Regions from separate parts of the Homo sapiens genome. Here region 1 is linked to region 2. The links are chromatin contacts, found by Hi-C or POLR2A ChIA-PET in ENCODE. All regions are on one chromosome and are shown on one strand. The core of a region is the stretch at or near the end of the contact, and the rest is flanking DNA. Distances in the headings are between cores, read along the strand shown. Region 1 overlaps SIPA1L1 (signal induced proliferation associated 1 like 1). Region 2 overlaps SIPA1L1 (signal induced proliferation associated 1 like 1).

Region 1 (6,495 bases), core at 3,792-6,291, 51 kb before region 2:
TACCAGTATGTATTATTTTTGTAAGTTACTTTTAACATTTGTTGAGAATAGTGTATTAAATGAGATTTTCCTTGATGCTCTGAACGAATACAACTGAATGTTATTCCAAGTGATCATCAAAATACAACTAAAGGATCAAATTATAGTAACAATGAATGCAGGATCTTGGCCTAAATCTTTACGATCAACAGACTCTATACACATGCAGAACAGATGAATGTACATTGGCTTCTCCATCTTTAAATTGAGGCCACTGCATAGTAATACAATGGGGATACCATCAAATTTAGGGAGGGAGCCAAATATTCAGATAGAAATAGAGACAGATGGTCTCTCTGCACACACTGTTTAGTAAAGCTTTCCATTTTACAAAGGGGGCACCTAACTCCATAGGCCAGACTAATTTTATTCAATTGGTTTGTGAAGGAAATTTTTTTTAAAAATGAGGTTGGGAAGCTCTTTCATCAGGGATTACCATTCATTCACAAAATTGGGAAAGCATCTGTTACTAGATGGAATAAGATATAATCACGCATAAAACTCCTTTAGATATTTTCCTACCCATTAAGAACTCTAGAAGTCTTGATTGAGGTCTTACAGCACTGCACCCACAAACAAAAGATATTTGCTGCCACGAATAAATAATTTACACGAGTTAATCTAGAAGCCATAAAGTATTGTTAAATTCCCACTAAGGTCAACCTTTCATGCCCCTCCATTTACATATTGGCTAATGACCCAATTATTTATACAAATGCAAACCAAGGGTAATGAGGTTGGGTGATTTGTTTTTGGTACTAAGGCATGGTCTCTTGGCTTACAATTGCCAAAATAGATTAAGTGAAAGGTTAACTGGGTACTAAGCAAGTTCTGTGACAAACAGGATCACAATTCTTAGAGAACTAGCACTCTTTTCTTATTTTTATTTTTATTTTTATTTTTATTTTTATTTTTTGTAGAGATGGGGTCTCACTATATTGCCCAGGCTGGTCTCAAACTCCTGGCCTCCAAGCAATCCTCCCACCTTGGCCTCCCAAAGTACTGGGATTACACGCATGAGTCACAGCACTCAGCCAAACTGGCACTCTTTGTAAACACAGCCTAAATGAAGGTTTTTGTAATTTATATTAGGGAAAAAATATTCACCTACCCACCTAATGAGGAATTTTATCAAGGGTACTGACTGATGAAATATTTTACCAATCAGTTTTTTAGAAACTCACTCTAAAGTCTTTCAATTTAACTCAGCATATGTTCTAACAATTTTATAATTTGAATATGTGATTTTCAACAACTCCAAAATGAAAGTGGCAAGGTCTGACAAATAGCAATGCCCTATACTAACAAAGACAACCTGAATCACAAGCATGTGCATGTACAACCGCAGACACAAAATGGCAGTTATGCCTTCACAACACAAAATTACATAGTGATCTGTGGCTTTCTTCTACTTACTGCCAAAGACGCATTCCTCTGAGATGCCTGCTCACATATATTCCAACATGAAAATAAGGGTTTATTCACATATTAAAAAGCCAACTCACATTACAAGTTGAAAATTTGGCCTTTTTGCTGCTGAATGAATAAATCTGCTTGTCCTTTTTAGAGCAGACACAGCGCTGGGAAAGAAGTGCTGGTAAAGACTCCTAATAAATTATCAGAAAAAAATGAAAAAGGGTACTCTAGGAAAAGTCTTCATTTTATGTCTATTCCTAAGTGACTTATAAATGCCTTCAACTTTAGAATATAATTAAAGTCTTGTTATAAAGTAAATTGAGACAAAGTAAGAAAACTTTTGATTTGATTTTTTAAAAATAAATGGAAACACTGTCAACTTACTACTTAGCAAACACACCAAAAAAATGACTTTCACCCACTTCATTGCCAGGTACCTAACAGGTCTCAATAAGTCTACGACCCAACATTTTCGAAAGGGAAGAGAGGAGTATCATATTTCCATTCTAAATACTGAGATACTGATTTGTGAGACTAGTTAGGAGGAAGCAAAACAGATACAATATGTTTCCAGGATTTCCCCTGCCTCCACCACCCTGTAGAGGTTAAGCAGAGGCTACAGATGGCAAGACAGGTCTAAAAGGTCTGAGTGGAGAAATAAACGGGAGCTGGAAGACAGGCCACACTTCCTACCTTCTCACAAAGGAAAATAGTATGGGAACCATGGAGGAATCTCCTAAAACTGACCCATGAGATCAGAACTGCTTACAAATGTCAAATATTCCACTGCTTTTCATTCTATCCAGGGAAAAAAAATTTACTTTCATCAGTGTATACGTACCCTCTATAATACTTTTAAAGAACAAGTCTCCTTTTCTAATTCTCTCAATTACAGAGGAGTACAAAACATTTAGTAGCATTCTGGATAATTTGTGCCAATTTAGATGATTCATGTAGTATTGCTTTTCCAGACTAAATGGTCTATGGCCAGTGCTTTCAAGTCAACAAGGGTGCGGAGAGCAAGACCTAATTACAGATCTGAGTCAGTGTCTAGAAGCTCCCTCAGCCCAGGGGGCCGTTCCCCACAAAGGCAGCATTTCATCTGGCGGTACAAAAACAAGCCAAGTTTTTGTACCACTTTCCATATTTACACAAGTCCTTTTGTATGCCATTAATATATATACAAGTCCTTTCATATATAAGAAAGAAGAAGACTCCATTCCACAAGAAACAAACAAAAAAGAGTAATATCAGTTCACCGAATTGATTTTTCAAAGAAAATTTTCAATAGGCTTTTCCCCTTAAAACCCAACTATAACATGCAGATTTTTTAAAAAAGAAAATGCACACAAAACATATTACACAACAACCAATACATTCACAAAGTGTAAGATCTTCAAACAATTTCAACAAAAGATGTTAATGTTTTCCTTCCTGTAACATGGATATAATATGTATAAATTAAAGGGGAAAAAATCTTTTGAGTTCACTTTTTTTCAAATGTTAAACATTTAAGTAAAAATGGCACCCAGAAAAAAAAACAAAACAGAAATTATATTGTTGTAAATTTTTCTCTGATACTTTATCAGTAATTAGGTTCTCAAGTTGAAAGGATTAATGATTTTTGAATGGAACTGACTATTCAGTTTCATGGAGGCAACATTCCAAGCAAGAGCAAAGGGTAACAGGACTCCCCCAATAGTAAGGGAATTAGTTTTTTGAATGCAAAATTTAAATGACTTAAGATTCATTTCAGGCCAGGCATGGTGGCTCACATTTGTAATTCTAGCACTCTTGAAGGCTGAGGCGGACAAAAAATACAAAAAATTACCCAAACCTGGTGGTTCATCATGCCTGTATTCCCAGCTAATTGGGAGGCTGAGGTGGGAGGATCACTTGAGCCTGGGAGGTCGAGGCTGCAATGAGCTGAGATTGCACCACTGTACTCCCGCCTGGGCAACAGAGTGAGACCCTGTCTTAAAAAACAAAACAACAAAAACAAAAGCAAAAGCAAACAAAAAAAAGATACATTTCACACAAGAACAAGATAGAAAATGATCCCTAAGACCCAATATTGGGTCACAAGGGACATAAAGGCACAACAAAGATTTCCAAGGAGGCTCCCAGATGACTGATACACAGTACTATTTCGAGGTGCAACCTGACAGCCAGTTCTTAGGAGTAGACCCCTCTTCTGTACTACTGCTACCAGTACAAAGTAACATAGTGACAAACTGACAAATTTAGAAAAAAAAAAAAAAGAAGTAAATTTTGTAGGCATAATGGCGAATTCTCACAATGCAGAAAAATGATGCCAGAAGCATCATTTGGACTACAGAATGAATAGAGCTATTTAAATGAAACAGCAACCAACACACTCTGAAAACCTCATTAATGACACAATTGATCTATAAGTATCCTGCACATTCCACACCTGCACAGGAGTGTAGAAGTAGATACAGAGAGTGAACTCAATGGTAGGCCAATTACCAGAGAAAAGTGCTTCGTATTAGTAGATAAGACAGAAAGCTATCAGCATGTTGGTTCAAACTCATTGACCATTCAAAACCTAAAACATTCTATCACAGATCACTAGGATACCCAATAATAGATCTTTTCACAAGTACCTAAGAACAGATTTATAGCCTCTTTCAGCGATCCTCAATTTATTCTAAACTCCCTTACGATTTTGAGTAATAAATGCACATAGCATCTACATTTACTCAAAGTTAAAAAGCATCCAAAAATCATACAATACACTATGTGGGAAGAACACAAACAAATGCATGGGAATAATAAAGACCAAAACCAGGATAGTGGCTTCTTGGGGATTAAGAAAGGGAACTGCTGTTAGAGAGAAATATCCTGGGTTTTTTAATGTTCAATGGAATTGGTAAACATTCGATTTCTCTATAGAGTGTTGAGGAGAGGTAACATGGATTTTGTTTTTCTGCTAATCAAAAAGGAGCTGGGGTAAGGATATTTGTGTTATGCCTTATATGCTTTTTATATTTGAAATATTCCTACTAATTTTTCAAGAACAAAAACAAGGAATTAGAAGGGTATAGACTGTTCTAAGAAAACACAAAGAACAAGTCTGCACTGCCAAATATGCACCTACCTATGCAAAGGGATGAGTCTGCCAGTATCCAAGACCCTTTTTAGCATTCACAGCACAAGTTGGTCGATCAGGACGCAAAACCTTCTGGGGGTGTGGGGGTGGGGTAGAATCTGAAAGTGATATATTTTATTCTCATGTCTTTGAATACTAAATCACTACCTGCTAACTGTTAAGAGTGAAGAGTATGCCAGTCAACACCAACACACTCTGCCAGTTTAATTTAATGGTATTATTTTGCCTTGCTTTGCAATTACTCCTACATTTCCCCAGGGAGAAACTAATGGATTACTAAAAATAAAATGGAGACTAAGTGAATCACTTAGGCTGTTTTGGCTCCTAACTCAAACTGGCTTAAATAAAAAGGAAATGTATTGGCTCAAATGCTTGGACGTCAGAGAAAGGGCAAGCTTCAGGGCTGGTTTCCTTGTGATTCTGGACTCCGTCCTCCACCCTGTGTGGCTTCTCACTCAGTCCGGAAGCCACAATGCTGCAGCTACACCAGACCTCACACCAGCGCACAACAACATCCAGAAGTAAGAGGCAGCTCTGTCCTAACCATGAGAAGCCTTCTGCCAGAAGCTCCAGGCAAACCCACATTGGAGCCACGCTGGGTAGAAAAGGATTACAGGACCATCTCTGAAACCATCCCCCTGGCCAGGTAACACTCAGCACTCACTGATGTAGCCAGAGTTCATGAGTCAATCATGGACAAGGCAGAAATGAGACTGCTCCTAATCAGGGCGAGCTGCAGTCAGTTCTTCAACCCCATAACATGAGGAATAGATGCAACGCATGATATGGATCCAACCCTAATGTTCAGTCAGTACTATTTACAGGCAATAGCCTGAGCAATACTGTATCAGAATACGAAATAAATCACTATTACACTGTATTTGTATATAAAGCTATAGATTCAAAAAGCAGATGACAAACGACTTCATCTCTTTGAGAAAAGTAGATTTTTTAAAATTTTGTTTCTATGTTTTCATTTCTCTAATCAGAAATTTAAACACAGAAAATCAACACTTTGTAAAGCAGGTAGGTCATAGGAAGTATGGCATAGTACTTACTATATTCTTGTGCCATGGCTACCGAAATTTAGACAACGTCCACACCAATAAGGTATAACCTGAAATAAAATTAGAAAAAAAACCTGGTTAAGTGCACAATAAATTTCACTAAAATACAATAGCTGTATAACTTACACAGGTCTTATCTTTGTTCTAGAAGAGGCAAACCAGCCTTTCTAAGGTAAATAGTTGCTTTTAAATTAGACATTAGAGAAAAATGTCTCTAGTATTATCATATTTCTTTCTTTTTTTTTTTTTAAGATGGAGTTTCACTCTTGTTGCCCAGGCTAGAGGGCAATGGTGCGATCTTGGCTCACCACAACCTCCACCTCCCAGGTTCAAGCGATTCTTCTGCCTCAACCTCCCTAGTAGCTGAGATTACAGGCGTGTGCCACCACGCCCAGCTAATTTTGTATTTTTAGTAGAGACGAGGTTTCTCCATGTTAGTCAGGCTGGTCTCGAACTCCTGACCTCAGGTGATATGCCCGCCTCAGCCGCCCAAAGTGCTGGGATTACAGGCATGAGCCACCGCGCCCGGCCTGTCTGTAGTATTATAATATTTCTAAATATTTTTAAGGTCACATGCATCTTTGTAGAGCTGACCATAACAAACCAAAACAAACAAAATACCTTTTTATCAAGTACTGTTGCCCTGGACTGCTATTTATAAAGCTGAAACAAAAAGGGGAAAAAATAGAATTATTATTTTTCTCTTTTTGAGATGGAGTATCATTCTGTCACCCAGGCTACACTGCAGTGGCACAATCTTGGCTCACTACAACCTCTGCCTCCCAGGTTCAAGCAATTCTCCTGCCCAGCCTCCCGAGTAGCTGAACTAGAGGCGCGCAC
Region 2 (5,972 bases), core at 962-3,461:
TTTTTAGTAGAAAGGAAAAGCAAGAAAAGAGTCCACTGTGATCCTAGCACAGAATTTCCACAAAACTGAAAGGTTTCTAGTTTGTTCTTGTATTTTACACAATATATATTAATTCAGCCAAGATAAAATGACCTTTGTTTTTTTGTTTGTTTGTTTTTTGTTTTGGAAACAGAGTCTTGCTCTGTCACCCAGGCTGGAAAACAGTGGTGCAATCTTGGCTCACTTCAAACTCCGCCTCCTGGGTTCAAGTGATTCTCCTGCCTCAGCATCCCGAGTAGCTGGGATTACAGGCACCCACCACCAAGCCCAGCTAATTTTTGTATTTTTAGTAGAGACGGGGTCTCACCATGTTGGCCAGGCTGGTTTCAAACTCCTGACCTCAGGTGTTCCACCCAACTAGGCCTCCCAAAATGCTGGGATTACAGGCGTGAGCCACTGTGCACGGCTGACTTCTTCTTTTTTTTTTTTTTTTTAAGACTAAGAGAAACAGAATGTCTATTATTTTAAGATGTGTGCAATTTGTGAAAAACACTAGTCTGGCCGGGCACGGTGGCTCACGCCTGTAATCCCAACACTTTGGGAGGCCGAGGTGGGCAGATCAACTGAGGTGACTCAGGAGTTCAAGACTGGCCTGGCCAACATGGCAAAAACCCGTCTCTACTAAAAATACAAAAAAATTAGCTGGGCATGGTGGCAAACGCCTGTAATCCCAGCTACTTGGGAGGCTGAGGCAGGAGAATCGCTTGAACCTGGGAGGTGGACGTTGCAGTGAGCCAAGATCACACAACTGCACTCCAGCCTGGGCAACAGAGCAAGACTCCGTCTCAAAAAAAAAAACAAAAAACAAAAAAAACACTAGTCTAAACTTTGTATTTAAAAACAGAGGAGGACTGCATGCAATGGCTCATGCCTGTAATCCCAGCATTTTTGGAGGCTGAGGCTGGAGGATCGCTTGAGCCCAGGAATTCAAGATCATCCTGGACAATATAGTAAGGGCTTGTCTCCACTAAAAATAGAAATTAAAAAAAAAGAATTAGTCCAGCATGGTAGCATATGCCTGTAGTCCCAGCTACTAGGGAGGCAGAGACAAGAGGATACCTTTAGTATGGGAGGTCAGGGCTGCAGTAAACCATGTCACACCATGGCACTCCTGCGTGGGTGACAGAGGGAGACCCTGTCTTAAAACAAAGCAAAGCAAAACAAAACAAAACAGGGGTTTAGACAGGTGTGTTGGTTCATGTCTGTAATCTCCTAACTTTGGGAGGCCCAGGCAGGAGGAATGCATGAGCTCAAGAGTTCAAGAGCAGCCAGGGCAATATAGTGAGACCTTGTCTCTATTTAAAATAAAAAAAATAAAAAATAAATTGGCCCCGCATCGTGGCACATGCCTGTAGTCCCAGCTACTCAGGAGGCTGAGGCAAGAGGATCACTTGAACCCAGAAGGTCAAGGTTCCAGTTAGCTATAATTGTGCCACTAAACTCCAGCCTGGGTGACAGAGCAAGACCCTGTCTCTAGAAATGAATGAATGAATGAATACATACATATATACACACATACATACATACATACATACATACATACATACATACCTACATACACACACACATGGAAAAAGAGGGGTACTGGTCCTGGGTAGGATGAAGGAAGGGTACTCCATCTCATTTCTCTACTGAATGCAGTTATAATACCTGGAAAGATTATAAGCAGCTATTTGAGGGGTCTGAAAAGTAAACGATAGCAGGCTGATTAGGGAAGAAGAATGAATCTCAAGGTACTACCAAACTGGCAATGAGCGTCCCACTTTTTTCGTAAGAAATCACCAGCCTGGACTCAAGGCAGCTAGACATGGCATACCAGGATGTGGACAGAGGGAACAAACTGAGTTTTAGCTAGAGGAGCAGAAAAGGGAATTCCTAAACCTGGAGAAAATGGGGGAAACACTCCATTTTTCTTTCCTTTTTTTTTTCTTTTTAATTCTCTTGCTTCCCAATCCAAGGCAATTCCAAGGTGGTGGTGGACAGCGGGGACAACAGTCACATATACTCTGAGGGAAAGGAACCTTCCTCTCTGATCAGAGGAGCTCTGATCTCAAGATGTAGGAGCAAACATCTGCTGCTTTTTTCCTCTGTCTTTCTGCCTCTTGGCCCGAAATGCAAGCAGTCACAGGAAGTACGTCCTATTCTAATGTCTCATCTCTGTGGCTGGAAAAGTAAAAAGGGGAACCCCAGGGAAGGAGGAAGTCATGGAGAAATCGACTTACACAAATATAACCAATTGATTCTTGGTAAAGGTACAATGGCAATTCAATGGAGAAAGATTGTGTTTTCAACAAAGGTGCTGGAATAATTAGACATCCATATCTAAAAAAGGAAACCTGACCTAAAACAGATCTTACAGAAATATTAATTCAAAATAAATCATATATATCTAAATGTAAAACTATAAAACTTTTAAGAGAAAACATAAAATCTTTATAACCTTTAGTTAGTCAAAGAGTTCTTGGAAATCACCCCCACTGTACTTTAAAAAAAAGATAAACTGTACTTCTTCAAAATTAGAGAAATTTTGTTCAGAGAAATACACTATTAAGCAAATGAAAAAATAAGGTATAGACTTGGAAAAAAATTTGCAAATCACATATGCAACAAATAATTTGTATCCAGAATACATAAAAACAAAATAAAACTGAAAACTCAACCAAGAAATAACCCAATTTAAAAAGTGGTTATTTAAAACCTTGAACAGATGCTTCATCAAAAAAGATATACAAATGGCAAGTAAGCATATGAAAAAATGTTCAACCTCATTAGCCACTAGAGAAATGCAGGTTAACACCATAATGAGACACCACTACACATCCATCCAAATGGGTAAAATAAAAAATACTGATAATACCTTGATAACAGGAAATGCTGTCAAGGATGCCATGCATCTGAAACTTTTATACATTGCTGGTGTAAATGGAAAATGACACAAATACTCTGGAAAATAATTTCAAAGTTCCTCAGAAAGTTAAACATACCCCTACCATGTAATCCAGCAATCCCAGTCCTGGGAATTTACCCAAGGGAAAGGAAAGCCTATGTTCACATAAACACTAAAACACAAATGTTCACAGTAGCTTTTTTTTTTTTAATACCTCCAAAGTAGAACAAACCAAATGTCCTTCAATGGGACACTGGATAAATAAATTGCAGTACCTTCATATAAAGGGATCTACTCAGCTATTAAAAGGAACCAAGTATCTATACTATCCACAACAAATTGCATGAACCTCCAAGGCATTATATTCAGGGAAAGAAGTCAGCTTCAAAACATGATCTAGGTCCTCGCACTTTGGGAGGCTCATTTGAGCCCAGGAATTTGAGACCAGCCCGGGCAACACGGCGAGACGCCATCTGTTAAAATAATTAATTAATTGATTAATTAATTAATTAGAGATGGTCTGCTCTATACTTCCACATAAATGACACCATCCCAGAGAGAACACTATCGGAGACCAGCCTGGGCAACACAGTGACACCCGCGTTTTTGTTTTTTTTGTTTTGTTTTGTTTTGTTTTTTTCTTACAGAGAGAAAACTATGGAGATGGGGAACAGATCAGTGTTAGACAGGAGGTAGAGGTGGGGAGACAGTATAACATAAAAGAACTTTTTTGTTCTTGTTTTAAAGAGTCTTGCTCTGTCGCCCAGGCTGGAGTGCAGTAGCACCATCTCAGCTCACTGCAACCTCCACCTCCCAGGTTCAAGCAACTCTCCTGCCTCAGCCTCCCGAGTAGCTGAGATTACTGAGTAGCTGAGATTGCACCACCACACCTGGATAATTTTTGTATTTTTAGAGATGGGGTTTCACCATGTTGGCCAGGCTGGCCTCAAACTCCTGACCTCAAATGATCCACCTGCCTCGGCCTCCCAAAGTGCTGGGATTATAGGCGTGAGCCACTATGCCTGGCCCACAAAGAAACTTTTTGAGCGAGGTAGAAGAGTTATGGGGTAGTTACACAAGTCTATACGTGTTTAGATTGATACCATCCTGGCTAACACGGTGAAAACCCGTCTCTCTTAAAAAAAAATACAAAAAATTAGCCGGGCATGGTGGCAGGCGCCTGTAGTCCCAGCTACTTGGGAGGCTGAGGCAGGGGAATGGTGTGAACCCGCGAGGCAGAGCTTGCAGTGTGCTGAGATCACACCACTGCACTCCAGCCTGGGCAACAGATCTAGACTCCATCTCAAAAAATAAATAAATAAATAAATAAATAAATAAATAAATAAATAAAACGAACAAATTGACAGATTTGTTATTCGGAGGCACAAAAAAGTTTTAAAAAAACATAAAAATACCTCAAATTTACAAAAACATATTTTATGACTAACTTACATAAATATGGTACTGAAAACTGCCACAGAAATGAGTTTTAAAGATAATGGAACAATGTAGTATTAAGTGTTATTTAAACCAGTGTACTTATAAAATATTTTTAGAGATACCACAAAACCATTTCTTTCCAAAGTTAACTGTTCAGCCACAAAAATATGACTGTTTAACAGCAAGAACGCTAATGTTCAACAGAGCCCAACAGTTCTTGCCATTTGGCTTCTGGCTTTTGAGACACTGATGTTACAAAGCAGGTGAAACATCCGGGAAACAGATGCATGAACTCGGAGTCATCCAAAATTTGTCCACTACAATCCAGGCCCATCTCTACCCCACCGGGTTATACATACCTCCTTCATTTCCTCAACAGGAAGCACCCAATACACATACAGTTTGTTTTAAAACTTGAAGAGTGTGTATACAAAAGGAAAAGGTCACAGAAACCAGTTTCAGCAGGAGCATCTGCACTGTGTCATCAAGACCACCACAACTGCGGTGCCTCTACAACGTGCCCAAATATGACCTACCTCACTGTAAACCTCCTGCTAGAAATGATGCTTTCCTCAATGGAGTAAATGAAAGTGAGGAACAGCTCTCAATTACACTGTTAAACAAAAATGATCCAGCCTTGGTTCAAAATGCTATGATAAAATAATTTCTTAACACTGCACTCTTTCTGTCCAAATACTATTAGTCTTCCACTGGAGGCATTTTAGCCTTTTTCAAGGAAACACAATAATAACCATTAAAAGGGCAATTTGGATGTTGCCCTCATTCCACTTTCACTGACTGCGCCTTCCCTTTTTCAGCTGTGTCCTATGTACATAGCTCTGGCCATTCAATTCATAAAATAACCACAAATGTGTTACATTGGAAGACATTTTGAAAGCAGAATTTTTGTTTTAATGGAGAAGCTACGGATAATTTTTTTCTTTCTAATTTTCTCTATTTTTCAAATGTTCCCAATATTGAAACATCAAGATAGGTGAAGAATTCCCTTTCCTCTACTCCTGACATAATTTGCCAAAAATTATGACAGTGACTTGTATTGGTTTTCAAATACAAGGAAAAATCCTACTGTTTGAAGGTATTACCTAATCCCCCACCACCATCATCACAAAGAGGAGGAGGGGGAAAGATACACTAAACTTTCCAACAACATTGTTCTCACCAATTAATAAAAAAAAATCAGTTACAAACATAAGGAAAGTCTGGTTATTTCTAAATGGGAGAGACTGCTTCTTGATGTGTTTAGCTTGCTGGAGAACAGTATGCAGGAACAGATAAGCTTTTAACAAACCTGCTTTTATTACAATATTTCAAGCCTGAAGTATATGCTATAGCATTCTTTAAAGACTGGTACTTCTTGGTGTTCTGTCAGACATGTACTTAAAAATAATCACCTGGTTACACATGACCAAACCTTGGCTCACATGCACAAGGAACACTGTTTTTTATTACATGTCAACAATAAACAGGGATGTCAAGTGACACCTTCACAGCAGTGCTTTCCCTTCTGTTGCCTAAGATGCTATTATTTCTATTAGTCTGAGTGGCCAGCAAAGACATTCTACATTCAAAAGAAAATTGACAGTCA

The links. Hi-C counts contacts between places; a loop is a spot of excess contacts on that map. ChIA-PET counts read pairs that join two places held with the same protein, here RNA polymerase II (POLR2A). Pooled maps may share reads with other maps.
Region 1: a loop to region 2 is called in a map of posterior cingulate gyrus, with 1.9 times the contacts of the local background. The contact joins two enhancer-like sites. A Hi-C loop is called at or near these places in 3 of 168 maps with a recorded cell type or tissue (OCI-LY7, dorsolateral prefrontal cortex and posterior cingulate gyrus), 13 of 37 single-sample maps with no recorded cell type and 12 of 50 pooled maps. POLR2A ChIA-PET finds 5 or more read pairs at or near these places in 6 of 52 experiments (AG04450, Caco-2, H1 and 3 more).

What each region holds. Positions count from the first base shown.
Region 1 is chr14:71,528,522-71,535,016 of GRCh38, reverse strand. SIPA1L1 (signal induced proliferation associated 1 like 1) reads right to left here. Exons shown (of 24, transcript NM_001386936.1): 4 at 5,647-5,705. Among named protein-coding and RNA genes, the nearest start is that of SNORD56B, 130 kb to the right of the region's middle. Within about 2 kb of position 5,041, at least 6 of the 41 ENCODE cell types and tissues checked have a DNase peak (open chromatin) inside an H3K27ac peak, as active enhancers do.
Region 2 is chr14:71,474,955-71,480,926 of GRCh38, reverse strand. All of the region lies in intron 2 of SIPA1L1 (signal induced proliferation associated 1 like 1), which reads right to left. Among named protein-coding and RNA genes, the nearest start is that of SNORD56B, 80 kb to the right of the region's middle. Within about 2 kb of position 2,211, at least 2 of the 41 ENCODE cell types and tissues checked have a DNase peak (open chromatin) inside an H3K27ac peak, as active enhancers do.